Linked DNA regions of Homo sapiens: region 1 is linked to region 2. A link is a contact called in ENCODE Hi-C or POLR2A ChIA-PET data. All regions are on one chromosome and are shown on one strand. Each heading gives the region's core, a stretch centred on a gene start or an enhancer-like site at or near the end of the contact. The rest is flanking DNA. Distances are from core to core; before and after follow the strand shown. Region 1 overlaps TECPR2 (tectonin beta-propeller repeat containing 2). Region 2 has its middle 14 kb from the start of WDR20.

Region 1 (4,413 bases), core at 1,914-4,413, 280 kb after region 2:
ATTGTTAAGCTGTCCATACCACCCAAAGTAATTTATAAGTTAATTCAATACAATTTCTATCAAACTCCCAAGGCCATTTTTTGGCTTGGGAGTTTTAGAATATAAAAATTTATTCTAAAATTCATATGGGATCTCAGGAGAACCTGAAAAGCCCCAACAAACCTGAAAAAGAACAAAGCTGGAGATCTCAAACTTCCTGAACTTAAAACTTAACTGCAAAAATGCAGTCATTGAAACAGTGTATTGGACTTGGCTGTGGTATGAAGAAATAAGAAAAAGAAGAGAACAGCATGATACATAAAAATAGACATAGAGACCGATGAAATCAATAGCCCAGAAATAAACCCTCTTATATAGTCAAGTGAAATTTTTTTTTTTTTTTGAGACAGACTGTCACTCTGTTGCCCAGGCTGCAGTGCAATGGCGTGATCTCGGCTCACTGCAACCTCCACCTCCTAGGTTCAAATGATGCTCCTGCCTCAGCCTCCCGAGTAGCTGGGACTACAGGCGTGTGGCACCACACCTGGCTAATTTGTGTATTTTTAGTAGAGACAGGATTTCGTGTTAGCCAGGCTGGTCTGGAACTCTTGACCTCAAGTGATTCGCCTGCATCAGCCTCCCAAAGTGCTGGGATTACAGGTGTGAGCCACCGTACCTGGCCCAGTCAAGTGATTTTTGATAAGGACGTGAAGATTGTTCCACAGGGAAAGGACAGTCTTTTCAACAAATGGTATAGGGGAAACTGGATATTCACATGCAAAAGAATGAAGTTGGACCCTTACCTAATACTACATTCAAAAATTAACTCAAAATGGCCGGGGCCTGGTGGCTCACACCTGTAATCCCAGCACTTGGGAGGCCCAGGCAGGCGGATCACTTGAGGCCAGGAGTTTGAGACTAGCGGGGCCAACATGGGGAAACTCTGTCTCTACTAAAAATATAAAAAATTAGCCAGGTGTGGTGATGCATGCCTGTAGTCCCAGCTACTCTGGAGGCTGAGGCATGAGAATCACTTGAACCCGGGAGGTGGAGGTTGCAGTGAGCCAAGGTTGCACCATTGCACTCCAGCCTGGGCAACAGAGCGAGGCTCCATCTCAAAAAGAAACAAACAGACAAAAAACTCAACAATGAAAAAACCCAATTCAAAAATGGGCAAAGGACTTGAATAGATGTTTCCCCAGAGAAGGTAAACAAATGACCAATAAGCATATGAAAAATGACCATCACTAATTATTAGGGCATGCATGTCAAAACTATACCCCACACCCATTAGGATGGCTACTGTCAAAAAAAAGAAAAAAAGGAAATAACAAGGGTTGGTAAGGATGTGAGAAATGGGAACCCTGGTGCATTGTTCACAGGAATGAGATGATGCAGCCAATACTAGAAAACAGTATGGTGGTTGCTCAAAAAAATTAAAAATAGAATTACCATATGATACCAAAATTCAGTCCTGAGTACAGTATGTACCCAAGATAATTGAAAGCAGTATCTCAAAGAGATGTTTGTACACTCATATTCATAGGAGCCTTATTCACAGTAGTTAAAATGGGGAAGCAATCCATGTGCGTCTATCAACGGATGAATGGATAAACAAAATGTAGTATGTACATACAAGAGAATATGAGTAAGCCTTAAAAAGGAAGGAGTTCTGATATGTGCTATAACACGGATGAACCTTGAAGATACTGTGTTAAGGAGATAAGCCAGTCAGAAAAAAGGCAAATACTGTATGGTTCCATTTGTATGAGGTATTTAGAGTATTCAAAATCACGGTAAAAGGAATCTGAGGAGATTAAAAAAAAAAGAGTAGTCAAAATCATAAAGACGGAAAGTAGAATGGTAGTTGCCAGGGGCTGGGGGGAGGGATGAATGGGGAATTATTGTTTAATAGAGTTTCAGTTTTACAAGATTAAATATTCGTGGAGATGGATAATGGTGATGATTGAAGAGCATTATGAATGTATTGAATACCACTGAAATGTATACTTTAAAAAGGGATACTGGTAATTTTACGTTATGTGTATTTTAACATTAAAAAATTGGGGGATGAGGGCTGGGCATGGTGGCCCACACCTGTAATCCCAGCACTTTGGGAGGCCAAGGCGGGCAGATCACGAGGTCAGGAGATCGAGACCATCCTGCCTAACACGGTGAAACCCCGTCTCTACTAAAAATACAAAAAAAGCGGGGCGTGGTGGCGGGCGCCTGTGGTCCCAGCTACTCAGTAGGCTGAGGCAGGAGAATCGCTTGAACCCAGGAGGTGGAGGTTGCAGTGAGCCAAGGTGGCGCCACTGCACTCCAGCCTGGTGATAGAGTGAGATTCCATCTCAAAAAAAAATTAAAATTGGGGCATGAGGGCAGGGTGCAGTGGCTCACATCTGTAATCCCAGCACTTTGAGAGGCCCAGGCAGGAAGATCCCTTGTGCCCAGGAGATTGAGACCAGCCTGGGCAATATAGTGAGACCTTGTCTCTACAAAAAAAAATTAAAATTACCTGGGTGTGGGGCACACGTCTGTAGTCCCAGCTACTTGGGAGGCTGAGGTGCGAGGATCGCTTGAGCCTGGGAGGTTGAGGCTGCAGTGAACTGTGATTGCACCACTGCCCTCCTACCTAGGTATATTTGTTTTTTGGTTTTTTTGTTGTTGTTGTTTCTTGTTTTTTGAGACAGAGTCTTGCTCTGTCGCCCAGGCTGGATGCAATGGCACGATCTCGGCTCACTGCAACCTCCGCCTCCTGGGTTCAAGTGATTCTTCCTGCCTCAGCCTCCCAAATAGCTGGGATTACAGGCATCTGCCACCACGCCCAGCTAATTTTTGTGTTTTTAGTAGAGACGGGGTTTCGCCATGTTGGCCAGGCTGGTCTCGAACTCCTGACCTCAGGTGATCTGCTTGCCTTGGCCTCCCAAAGTGCTGGGATTACAGGCGTGATCCACCACGCCCAGCCCTGTTTTTGTTTTTGTTTTTTCAACAGATGTAATTTCTGACTTGTATACCTTTTCAATCAAGAATATGTATGGACTGCAGCCTGATGAAGTTTTTCACTCCTTTAGTAATGTCCTCCTTGTTTTACATTTTCAAAGCCTGCATAGTTACAGATTCATTTGTTTTCAACGTTTCCCCAGGGGAAGACGGAATCTATCACTGTGGTGAAGCTGCTGAGCTGCTTTGATGACCTGGTGGCAGCAGGCACAGCCTCTGGCAGGGTTGCAGTTTTTCAACTTGTATCTTCATTGCCAGGGAGAAATAAACAGGTGAGTACTCATGATCTTAACACGTGTTAACTTCTTGGCACATTCCTCATGGATTTTTAAAATTAGAAATCCTCATCTGCTTAGAAAGTTTATGCTCAGAGAAAGCCGGGCACGACTTTCTCTGCCCAGGCTCATGCCTGTAATCCCAGTACTTTGGAAGGCCAAGGCGGGCTGATCACGAGGTCAAGAGATCAAGACCATCCTGGCCAACATGGTGAAACCCCATCTCTACTAAAAATACAAAATTTGGCCGGGTGCAGTGGCTCATGCCTGTAATCCCAGCACTTTGGGAGGCCGAGGCAGGCAGATCACGAGGTCAGGAGATCAAGACCATCCTGACTAACACAGTGAAACTCCATCTCTACTAAAAAATACAAAAAATTAGCCGGGTGTGGTGGCGGGTGCCTGTAGTCCCAGCTACTAGGGAGGCTGAGGCAGGAGAATGGCGTGAACCCGGAAGACGGAGCTTGCAGTGAGCGGAGATCACGCCACTGCACTCCAGCCTGGGCGACAGAGGGAGACTCCATCTAAAAAAAGAAAAAAAATACAAAAATTAGCTGGGCGTGGTGGTGCGTGCCTGTAGTCCCAGCTACTCGGGAGGCTGAGGCAGGAGAATCACTTGAACCCGGGAGGCAGAGGTCACAGTGAGCTGAGATTGTACCACGCTACTGCACTCCAGCCTGACGGAGCGAGACTCTGTCTCAAAAAAAAAAAAAATGCTCAGAGAAGCTTAACACTGTGCTGTTTATAATTGGAGAACATTTTTGTGCTGGGTTGGACACTTGGCATAAAGTACATGTGGGTCATTTCATTTTTGCTTAATATTCTCAAGGTATGCTCTCTGTGGGTTTTGAAGGTGACTAGACAGATGGAACTTTGTGCAGGGTTCTGCTTGGAAAACGAGATTGGGAAAACCAGCTCTTCCCTAACTAGGAGTGATTGTATACCTTTTCCATGTAGCCCCAGCTCACAGCATTTATCCTTTTTTTTTCTTGTGTATATTTTTATCCCTTGTTCATAGCTTCGGAGATTTGATGTCACTGGTATTCACAAAAATAGCATTACAGCTCTGGCTTGGAGCCCCAATGGAATGAAATTGTTCTCTGGAGATGACAAAGGCAAAATTGTTTATTCTTCTCTGGATCTAGACCAGGTAAAA
Region 2 (4,502 bases), core at 1,144-3,643:
CATTTCTACTAAAAATACAAAAAATTAGCCGAGCGTGGTGGTAGGCCCCTGTAATCCCAGCTACTTGAGAGGGTTAGGCAGAATTGCTTTAACCTGGGAGGCAGTAGTGAGCCAAGATCACAACCACTGCACTCCAGTCTGGGCAACAGAGCGAGACTCGGTCTAAAAAAAGAAAGACAAAAAACAAAAACAAAAACAAAAAACCCTGTCATTTCTACAATGTTGAGTCTTGTTACCTAAGAATGAGGTGTTTTAATTATTTTGTTTCTTCAGAATTTAAGAGTGCTCTTCAAGTAGTTTCTAAAACCTTGTGGTTTTTTTTTTCTTTTTTTTTTAAGAGATTGCATCTCACTATGTTGTCCAGGCTGGTCTCAAACTCCTAGCCTCAAGGGATCCTCCCGCCTTGGTCTCCTACAGTACTAGGATTACAGGCATAAGCCACTATGTCCAGATAGTTTATGAACATGTTCTAAATATATTCAGAGAAACTGTGTGGTTCATCTCAGGGGGCACCATTCACACTGCAGTCAATGAAATTAAAGGCACCCCCCACTTCCCTGTGAGATGTATACTAGCAACCGTGTTTTTTTTAATTGAGACAGGGTCTCATTCTGCCAACCTAGGCTGGAGTGCAGGGGTGTAAACATGGCTTACTACAGCCTCAACCTCCTGGGCTCAGGCAATGATCCCACCTCAGCCTCCCCAGCAGCTGGGACTACAGGTGTGTGCCACCACACCTGGTTAATCTTTAAATTTTCTGAAGAGATGGCGCCTCCCTCTGTTGCCCAGGCTCCTCATGAACTCCTGGCCTCTGCCTCCCAAAATGCTGGGATTACAGGCGGAAACTACCACGTCCAGCCTATTTATCTTATTTTGTTATTGTGAATGTGACATTTTCTTCCATTATACTTAAATTAGTTACTATTTGACAGAGAAAGTAGAGACAGTTATTGATGTTTGAATGCTAATTTTTTTTTTTTTTTTTTTGAGATGGAGTTCCACTTTGTCTCCCAGGCTGGAGCACAATGGCACGATCTGGGCTCACTGCAACCTCTGCCTCCTGGGTTCAAGTGATTCTCCTGCCTCAGCCTCCCACATAGCTGGGATTACAGGTGCTCGCCACCATGCCCAGCTAATTTTTGTGTTTTTAGTAGAGGTGGGGGTTTCACCATGTTGGCCAGGTTGGTCTTGAACTCCTAACCTCAGGTGATCTGCCCACCCTGGCTTCCCAAAGTGCTGGGATTATAGGTGTGAGCCACTGTGCCTGGCCTGAATGCTACTTTTTAAATCTGCTATATTACATTGTCTATTGTTTCTTTTTTTCTTTTTTAGAGATGGGAGTCTAGCTATATCCCCCAGGCTGGAGTGCAGTGGCACTATCATGATTCACAATGTAAACTTGAACTCCTGGCCTCAAGCAATCCTCCTGCCTCAGCCTCCTGATTAGCTGGAATTACAGGTGTATACCACCATGCTTGGCTTCTTATTGTTTCTTACAGTTCTTCAGTTGATCCTCTTAGATTTCCAACATCTAATCATATATAAATAATAATTTCATTTAAAACTTTTATGTACTATACTGTCACAATATTAAATAATGTGATCATGAATAGAATTTATGTTATGTCTTTTGACCTTAAGTCCAGTGCTCTTTTTTGAGTATATATTCAATCCACTAAATAGTTATTGAGCACCAACAATCTATAAAGCATTGCTATAGATGAGAAAGACATGGTAAAAAGAAAAATCATTCAGTGCCCACATTCATAATCTTTATTTATTTTTTTGAGATGAAGTCTCACTCTGTTGCCTAGGCTGGAGTTCAGTGGTGTGATCACAGCTCACTGAAGCCTCAAACTCCTGGGTTCAAGCGATCCTCCCATCTCAGCCTCCCAAGTAGCTGGGACTATAGCCATGTATCACCATATCTAGTTAATTTTTATTTATTTTTTGTAGAGATGGGGGCTCCTTGTGTTGCCTAGGCTGGTCTCCAACTCCTGGGCTGAAGTGATCCGACTGCCTCAGCCTCCCAAAGTGCTGGGATTACAGGCATGAGCCACTGTGCCCAACCTCATAATCTTTTCTTATCCCAACAAACAGATCTAGAGCCACAATAAAAACCCAGTTGATAATTCTTGCAATGTTAAAACCTATCCAGCAAATTCAATATTCTATCCTACTAAACTGAAATGTGACCATATGCAAAAATTATTCTCCAAGGACAGGAGTGTTTCGTTTTTGTTATTTTTTAGGAAGAGGGAAGCAGAATGAGCTGGGACTAAGGAAGTGAGTGAACAATGGGCATGCTAAGTAGATATTTACCTGAAAGCCAAATACATAAAATAAACAAGGGGCTGAATCTCCCCCGCTCAGAAAGCTAGAAGCAGAGCTTTCTGAAAGCATGAGTAATGTGACCTAAGGCAGAGTTTAACCTCAGGGGGAAGGTATAAGAAAAGAAAGCATGCATGAGCATATTTTTAAGTCTGTGAACTGCAATCGTGTGTAGCGAACAACCTAGTGAGATGAGACAGCAATGTAATAAATGTCATAATAAAGTTAAGTATTAACATAAGGTGCTAAAAGAGAATCTTTCTCAAAGGTGAGTCACTCATTTGGCAAGTGTGTATTGAGTACCTATTGAATGTCAGGCCCCAATCTACACACGACATGCCAAACAAAAATAGGCAGGATCCCTATTATAAGCTTACGGTCTACTGAGGGAGGTGGCTTTTATTTAAGAAAACATATAAATATGTGTGTGTATGATGTATATATTATTAGAAATTGTGCTAAGTGCTATACGGGAAATAATTCCATGAGAAAATAAGGTGACATAACTTACATTTGGGGCCTCAGGGAAAGCCTCTCTGAGAAGGCAGCCTTTAAGTTGAAAAGTGAGGGATGAATAAGCAGAGAGCATACCAGGCAGGAGTGATTTTTGGAGTGAAGTCTTCTGGGATGAGCGGCCTTCTATTCCCTCTGATGAACAGAGAGGAAAGGGAATCTCACTTATGCAAAAGCATGAAAGCACAGGTGTGACAGGTATGAGGAACTACAAGTTACCATAGCTCAGTAAGGGGACACGTGGACATGGAAACACCAGGAAAAGAGAAAAACAAAACGCAAAAATATGAAGAAGATGGAAGAGGAACAAACTAGAAATCCAATTCAGTATGTGTTGATTATTTACTATGTGCTTAGCAATATCTTAGGGGATTCTTAAAGCGGAAAAAGAATGGCTCCTCCTCTCAAGAAACTCGGAGTCTAAATGGGTAGATACTGACTGCATCCTCGACTAGATTCTTTTTTTTTTTCTTTTTTGAGACGGAGTCTCGCTCTGTTCCCAGGCTGGAGTGCAGTGGCGCAACCACGACTCACTGCAAGCTCCGCCTCCCGGGTTCACGCCATTCTCTTGCCTCAGCCTCAAGAGTAGCTGAGACTACAGGCGCCCGCCACCACGCCCGGCTAACTTTGTTTTTGTACTTTTAGTAGAGATGGGGTTTCACGGTGTTAGCCAGAATGGTCTCGATCTCCTGACCTCGTGATCTGCCCGCCTAGGCCTCCCAAAGTCCTGGGACTACAGGCGTGAGCCACTGCGCCCGGCCGACTAGATTCTTTTAATATCATAAACTGTGTTTTTGTTTTCCCAATCAGTAACTCCTAAAATGAATTTTTAAATTAACAAATGAATCTTACTTCCTGCCACAGGCCCCAGCTACTACTTTACAGCAATCTATGGCTAAAAATCACTGTTTTACTGGCTGCTTCTCAAAAGGCCAATAATGCTGATGAGGCTCTTCAGAGAGTGAGAAGTACTTTTTTTTTTTTTTTAAATCACCTCTTCATAGCCTCCTCCCAATAAGTACTTATAATTATATATAAGTAACAAGTTAATTTTTTCTTTACATATAGCATACTAGCTCTTTAAAAAATCTCATCTTTCCTGTTTCAGGATCTCAGATAGAAAAAAGTTAGGAACTGTTATTGAGGCTATTAAGCTTGAACGTCCTTGCTCTAATCTTTGCAAAGATAAAACCCACAATGCTCATTAAGCTGCTTGGATAAGCTGTTGTTTTACTTCTTACTGGAGGAGCTTAACAATGAAAAACAAAGCTAGCATGAGTTCTATCTACAAAAAGTGATGTCCTAATTTGAATTCAGTTCTAACATACTGTAATAATTCAATTAGTTCTGTGACTGAGGCAGAATGTCCCAGCCTTATGACAGTTCTCTTATTTTCTTCCTGTATTTTCCCTTTATTACTATGGTTTGGAACCCACATTTCAGTCTTATCCCTAGAGTCTAAGATAATTAAAATAGCACACATGGAGTTATATTTATTTGAGGGGGTAGGAGACAGCTGTGACTCTTTCAAGGCTGGGACTGGAGACAGTAAGCAATAGGCAGAGGTGTTTTGTTTTATTATATATATACACATACATTTTTTGAGTCAAGGTCTTGTTCTGTGGCCCAGGCTGGAATGCAGTGTTATGAACACAGCT

What was found. Hi-C counts contacts between places; a loop is a spot of excess contacts on that map. ChIA-PET counts read pairs that join two places held with the same protein, here RNA polymerase II (POLR2A).
Region 1: a map of breast epithelium shows a loop between it and region 2 (17-fold over the local background). The contact joins two enhancer-like sites. A Hi-C loop is called at or near these places in 1 of 168 maps with a recorded cell type or tissue (breast epithelium). POLR2A ChIA-PET finds 5 or more read pairs at or near these places in 2 of 52 experiments (T-cell and activated CD8-positive, alpha-beta memory T cell).

Annotation. Positions count from the first base shown.
Region 1 is chr14:102,404,213-102,408,625 of GRCh38, forward strand. TECPR2 (tectonin beta-propeller repeat containing 2) reads left to right here. Exons shown (of 20, transcript NM_014844.5): 3 at 3,126-3,254; 4 at 4,276-4,407. Among named protein-coding and RNA genes, the nearest start is that of TECPR2, 43 kb to the left of the region's middle. Within about 2 kb of position 3,164, at least 5 of the 41 ENCODE cell types and tissues checked have a DNase peak (open chromatin) inside an H3K27ac peak, as active enhancers do.
Region 2 is chr14:102,123,223-102,127,724 of GRCh38, forward strand. It overlaps a transcript of HSP90AA1 not described here. Among named protein-coding and RNA genes, the nearest start is that of WDR20, 14 kb to the right of the region's middle. Within about 2 kb of position 2,394, at least 3 of the 41 ENCODE cell types and tissues checked have a DNase peak (open chromatin) inside an H3K27ac peak, as active enhancers do.